Linked DNA regions of Homo sapiens: region 2 is linked to region 1. The links are chromatin contacts, found by Hi-C or POLR2A ChIA-PET in ENCODE. All regions are on one chromosome and are shown on one strand. The core of a region is the stretch at or near the end of the contact, and the rest is flanking DNA. Distances in the headings are between cores, read along the strand shown. Region 1 holds the start of POLG2 (DNA polymerase gamma 2, accessory subunit). Region 2 holds the start of LRRC37A3 (leucine rich repeat containing 37 member A3).

Evidence for each region. Hi-C counts contacts between places; a loop is a spot of excess contacts on that map. ChIA-PET counts read pairs that join two places held with the same protein, here RNA polymerase II (POLR2A). Pooled maps may share reads with other maps.
Region 2: a loop to region 1 is called in a pooled map, with 5 times the contacts of the local background. The contact joins the promoter of LRRC37A3 here to the promoter of POLG2 in region 1. A Hi-C loop is called at or near these places in 1 of 168 maps with a recorded cell type or tissue (naive thymus-derived CD4-positive, alpha-beta T cell), 4 of 37 single-sample maps with no recorded cell type and 10 of 50 pooled maps. POLR2A ChIA-PET finds 5 or more read pairs at or near these places in 2 of 52 experiments (CD4-positive, alpha-beta T cell and activated B cell).

Annotation. Positions count from the first base shown.
Region 1 is chr17:64,495,126-64,498,346 of GRCh38, forward strand. It overlaps POLG2 (DNA polymerase gamma 2, accessory subunit), which reads right to left and starts at 1,929. Exons shown (of 8, transcript NM_007215.4): 1 at 1,282-1,929. The coding sequence starts at 1,843. It overlaps DDX5 (DEAD-box helicase 5), which reads right to left. Exons shown (of 13, transcript NM_004396.5): 13 at 3,129-3,221. It also overlaps a transcript of MILR1 not described here. RefSeq lists enhancers at 1,106-1,965, 1,617-1,686, 2,067-2,206.
Region 2 is chr17:64,917,963-64,920,791 of GRCh38, forward strand. It overlaps LRRC37A3 (leucine rich repeat containing 37 member A3), which reads right to left and starts at 1,516. Exons shown (of 15, transcript NM_199340.5): 1 at 1,469-1,516; 2 at 788-908. RefSeq lists silencers at 866-1,245, 1,316-1,405, 1,506-1,725 and enhancers at 1,341-1,841, 1,917-2,418, 2,419-2,829.

The sequences.
Region 1 (3,221 bases), core at 679-3,178:
CGAGATTGTGCCACTGCACTCCAGCCTGGGCGGCAGAGCGAGACTCTGTCTCAAAAAAAAAAAAAAAAGGAACCAGGATCTGGGCACTAGGTGTGCTCATTGCTACTGAGGGTCATTGCTTCTAGGAACTTTAAACGAAGAAAGTTAGGAAATATATTTTTAAAAATCATGAGGCTGGGCACTGTGGCTCACACCTGTAATCCCAGCACTTTGGGGGGCCAAGATGGGCGGATTGCTTAAGCTCAGGAGTTCAAGACCAGCCTGGACAACATGGCAAAACCTCATCTCTACAAAAAACACAAAAATTAGCTGGGTGTGGTGGCATGTGCCTGTAGTCCAGCTACTTGGGAGGCTGAGGTGGGAGGTTCACTTGAGCCCGAGGTCGAGGCTGCAGTGAGCCATGATCACACCACTGCACTCGAGTCTGGGTGACAGAGTGAGACCCATATTCAATTTTAATTTACCAATTCATATTTAATTTACCAATCCATATTTAACATTAGTTTATACGTACCTTCTTTTACATATTATCTCTTCTTTTACAATGAATATCTTGGTTCCTAATAACAACTAACCCAACTATTTGAATTTTTTTTTTTTAAGACGGAGTTTTGCTCTTGTCACCCAAGCTGGAGTGCAGTGGCGTGATCTCGGCTCACTGCAACCTCTGCCTCCTGGGTTCAAGCGATTCTCCTGCCTCAGCCTCCCAAGTAGCTGGGATTACAGGCGCTCGCCGTCACGGCCGGCTAATTTTTGTCTTTTTAGTAGAGACGGGGTTTCACCATGTTGGCCAGGCTAGTCTCGAACTCCTGACCTCAGGTGATCCACCCGCCTCTGCCTTGCAAAATGCTGGGATTACAGGCGTGAGCCACTGCGCCTGGCCTTGATTTATCCTATGATATACATGAAATAGTTTCAGAATTATAATTTCAACATTTTTACTTAGAATAAATCTAAGAAAAGTTCAAAATGTCTGTGTAGTTCCTTATGCACTTAGACTACATTGCACTAAATGACAGCACTGTGTTCAGAAGTTGCCCCGTGAAATTGAGAGCGTTCCCAGGTCCTTCGGACAGATTGTTTAAGGAACAGCAATGATTCCATGGACCAGTTTTCTCCAGGGTAGAGCACTGTTAATATATCCGACTACTTCAAAAAGATGAGAACTAACTAACTTCCTTGCATGGGAATACAGGGCCAGTTGCAATCCCCAAGATCCAGCAAGACTGCCTCGCCTTTCCACCCGACACCTGTTTTGAAGCATGAAATCGTGAAGCATACCGTGAAGAAGGTTCTCCCGTAGTTTCCCAGAAGTTTTTAATACGTTCTCAAGAAATGCTACTAGCTGTTCCTTACTCAGCTCTTTGTCTTGCAAGATTTCGCGTAGAGTTTCTGCAGAAACTAACCTGAAGGCACTGTCCCCGGGTAGCAAAGGGCCTGGTTTGTGGTGGAGGGCGTCCACCGGGAATACCTGCTCCCTGAACACCACCACCGAGGTCCACCATTCTGCGGCCAGGTTCTTCCGCAACTCTACGCCCAAGGGTCCGAAGCCGGGGTGGCACCCACTCAGAAGAGAATCCCGGCTAAGCTGCTGCTTGCTTCCACTTAGGAAATGCCTTCTCTGACAGATCTCTAACAGCGCCTCGCTTCCCTCTCCAGACCCGGGGGCTTCTGGGTGCTCGCCGTTCCCCTCGAGCTCCGCGTGCGACTTCACATGCCCTCCTTTGGGGCTACTCCTTTCCGTCAACAGCTCCGGCTGCCCCGCATCTACTCGACCCCCAAACCCAGACAACAGGCACCTGCAGACCTTATGGCAGGCCCTGACGGCTACACGAGAGCGCATCTCTCTCCGAAGTTAAAGAGCACACTCTCCCATCACTCAACGGATCCCAACAAGCCACCACTACCGTTAACAGAATCCGGAGAGGCCACGGCGCAGGCGCAACGGAGGTGAGCGTGCTTGCGGGCGGCAGGCCCCACCCCGGAAGCGCATGTCTGCGTTCCGGCCGCAGCCGTCCCCCGCCCACCATGGCGGACGCCGGCTCGGATGGTTCTCTGCTAGCTTGCCGTTCGCGTCGCGCCCCTCCCTTCAGATTGACTTTTTTCTTTCCTCGTAAGCACCAGTAAAGGTTATTCCCACCTATTTATAACCGTGGTGTAGCCACTTGAGTCACTTCCTTCTGCCACTGTTTTGCAGTCCAGAAAATTAAAATACTTCAGTATTATCCAAATCACCTTCTATATACACCTCAATCAAGCACTTGGACTAAATTTGGCATTTGGTTTCCCTTTAAACAGTTTTAGTCCTTTACGGTGATTTGTAAGCCCAGGCCTTCTTAACTAGGCAAATGCTGCCGCCAGGTGGCCTAGGCCTAACCCCAGAGCCGTTGTCTTGACGCTTAAGCTTCCGGGGAGGGGGGCGATAGGCTTCGTGACTAGGGTAGTGGTATGGTCACTTTAAATATTGCAGTGGCTTCCAAAGGGCAGTCCCCAGCCAGCAGCATCTGCCTCACCTGGGAATGCACTAGAAATAAACCAAGGGGCCCTGACATGTCTTAAACCCTCCTGGTGTCAGAGAAAACCACGTACGTGCAATTTCTTCCAGGGGCCCCTTCTATGGGTTCATCAAAACAATGAGACTTGTGACTGTTATTATTAAGAGACTCATGATTAAATTGCAGGTTTCTGATTTTGCAGTTTCTATTTAAATAGGTCGAGACCTTAAGACCTACCCAGAAAGTGGAAAAGTGGTATACCCAGACTGAGGAAGTTTGATTCCAAAGTCCATGATTTCTTATACCAGCCTCAGTTACGAAAACCTTTAAAGAGGTTCAGGGAAAAAGGAACAATCTACATTTCACTGTGAGACTACCAAACTACTACCTGATTAAGAGGGGTAACAGCTTAGCAATTGAGTTAATGTAATTCAGGAGTAAAGTTTTATCATTAGTAAAGTGCTGTACCAGGTTCAGGAAATAGTTCTTCTTTACAAGTGTATACAAGGGTTTAAAAAAAGGCCAGCTAGATAGTAATTAACTGCAAAGCTGGGTACTACTGCCAGGTGTTTTCCACATTCAGGAACTCACACCAGGTAAAAGGCCTATACGCAAATAAATAAAAAGAGAGAATGGGGAGAAAAATCACATTTATTAGTTAAGACGACCACAGGCTGGACACAACACACATGCTAAAAAGTGGACTGTCTTTTAAAACTTCCAAGG
Region 2 (2,829 bases), core at 266-2,765, 420 kb after region 1:
TGTCTCAAAACTAAATAAATAAAGTCAAACAGTACATGAAAAAATAATATGATCAAGAGAGGTTCACTGCAAGAATGTAAGGGTGAATCAATATAAGATCTACTAATATAATTCTATGAATATACACTACTGTAATTAATATGTAGCATGCAGGAGGAAAACTATATGATCATCTTAAAAGATGCTAAGATGTCATTTAACAAAATATAATAGCCATATCTGATTTAAAAAAAAAAAACTTAAACAGAAAAAAAATTGAAATAGGTGAATATACTCAACACATTAAAGGTCTCAAACCAACAGTTAACCATTAAATATCTGCAACAGTTCCATTAAATTGGGATAGCATACTAAGATGCCTATCATTATAACTAACATTTGACATTGTTTTGGAGGAGGTGGTAGGGAATGCAATTTTTTTCTTTTTTCTTTATTACCCAGGTTCCCATCAATGGTAAAGGCAATGTAATTTGAAGAGAAAAAGGAGACATAAATATAAGAAAATCAGATGTGTACATGATTCATGTTTGCAGATGACAAAACTTTATTCCTAGAATAAAGTTATTCCAATCAAAGCAAAAGCTACAAGAAACAATTAGAAAAAAGAATAGGTGGCTGAATTCAAAATTAATTTTTTAAATTAATGAGTTTTCAACTAGAAGCCCCCTAGCAGAGCAGGTATTTTCATAGACAAATTAAAGATTAAATAAGATATCATGGCATAAGTGAAAATATTTAACAAATAAATTATACTTCATCCAATTTTGTAAAAAATACATACATATACCTGTGCCAGGTGCAGTGGCTCACGCCTATAATCCCAACACTTTGGGAAGCTGAGGCGGGCGGATCGCCTGAGCTCAGGAGTTCGACACCAGCCTGGGCAACACGGTGAAACTCCATCTCTACTAAAAAATACAAAAAATTAGCTGGGTGTGGCAGCGAGCACCTGTAGTGACTACACCACTTTGTTGACGGCCGTCCGGACCTGCAGCTGTCCGGGCCAGGTGGCTGCCCCCGCCTCCCCCCGGCCGGGGCGCTGGTGCTGGGGTGGGGCTGGCGGCGGCGGCGGCTTTCTCCGGCTACTGCTGCCCCCCCTGGGCGAGCTCAGCCGCGTCTTGGGCGCCACCTCAGCCTGGGCGGCGGCCCACCTGCCCCGGCTGCTGCCGCGGTGCCGCGAGCGGAACCCCGGATGGGTCCGGACGTGGGCGGCGGCGGCGGCGGCGGGGCCGGGGCGCAGCGCTCCGCAGAGGGAGCCGCGGGCTGCTTGGTCGGCCTGCCCCGCCGGCCCCTCATGTTGGAACCGAGGCGGAGGGAGAAGGGAAAGCGGCCGGGAAGGGGCGGGCGCAATGGGCGCAGTGGGGGCGGCCGGGGCCGGGTGGGGAGGCCAGAGGGGCAGGGCAGGAGGGGCCCGGCCTGCGGAAGCGGTTGGAGGGAGAAGGCTCAATCCGAATGGCTGGGGCCTCACTGCGGATCGCCTTCAGCCGCCATCTTGTTTCTTCCGTTACCGGAGCGCGGTCACGTGAGCTGAGCAGCCTACGAGCCTGGGACGGGGCGAGGTGGCGCGGCGGCCGCTAGGGGGAGCGCGGGAGCATTGAGTCGGGGGCGGAGAGCCTGGGGCGCCGGGGCTGGGCGCAGCGCGGCGCGGCTGGACTCCGGGCGCGGTGGCGCCGTTGAGAGAGACGCGCAGCTCGCGAAATGCCCCGCGGCTAAGGCCTTCGGAGACCATAGTCTCCGCGGACCCCTGGCTGGAGCCCAAAGCCGGCCGGACCTCCTCCCTGCGTCTCCCCTTCCGCGGCTCGGAGAGGAAGGCAGGAGAGCCCCCAAATATTCCCCTCCCGCCCCCTAGGGAAACTGAAGCTGAAAGAGCCAGCGAAAGAAAAAAAAAGTCTCGGAGTGGGGCGGCCCGAGCGACCTAAGGGACGGGGCAGCGCCAGCGACCGAGGGAAATTAGTCGGGGTGGGGGAACAGGGAGACAAGCCCCCAGAATTTAGGAAACTCCTAAATTCTACTAAAAATACAAAAATTACCTGGGCATGGTGGCGGGTGCCTGTAATCCTAGCTACTGAGGAGGCTGAGGCAGAAGAATCGCTTGAACCCCTGAGGTGGAGGTTGCAGTGAGCCAAGATTGCGCCATTGTACTCCAGCCTGGGCTGCAAGAGTGAGACTCCTTCTCAAAAAATAAAATAAAATAAATCAAGAAAAGTCTGGAAACCATGCCAACTGGTGAAATGAATAAAGAAATAAATGTTGTCTGGACTGAGTGGCTCACACCTCTAATCCCAGTACTTTGGAGGCCGAGGCGGGCAGATCACTTGAGGCCAGGAGTTCAAACCAGTCTGGGCAACATGGTGAAACCCTGTCTTTTCTACAATTGCAAACAAATTAGCCGGACGTGGTGGTGCATGCCTGTAATCCCAGCTACTCGGGATGCTGAGGCCCGAGAATCGCTTGAACCTGGGAGGCAGAGGTTGCAATGAACTAAGATAACGCCACTGCACTCCAGCCTGGGTGACAGAATGAGACTAGGTCTCAAAAAAAAAATTATAATTCAGTAACATAGTCAGTTACAAGATAAACATTGAGCCTGCCTCCTAGGTTCAAGCGATTCTCATGACTCAGCCTCCCGAGTTGCTGAGATTACAGGCGTGTGCCACCATGCCTGGATAATTTTTTGTACTTTTAGTGCAGACGGTGTTTCACCATGTTGGTCAGGCTGGCCTCCAACTCCTGACCTCAAGTAATCCACCCACCTCAGTCTTCCAAAGTGCTGGGATTACAAGCGTGAGCCACTGTGCCCGGCCTCAATTTGGGTTTTTATGGAAGCTT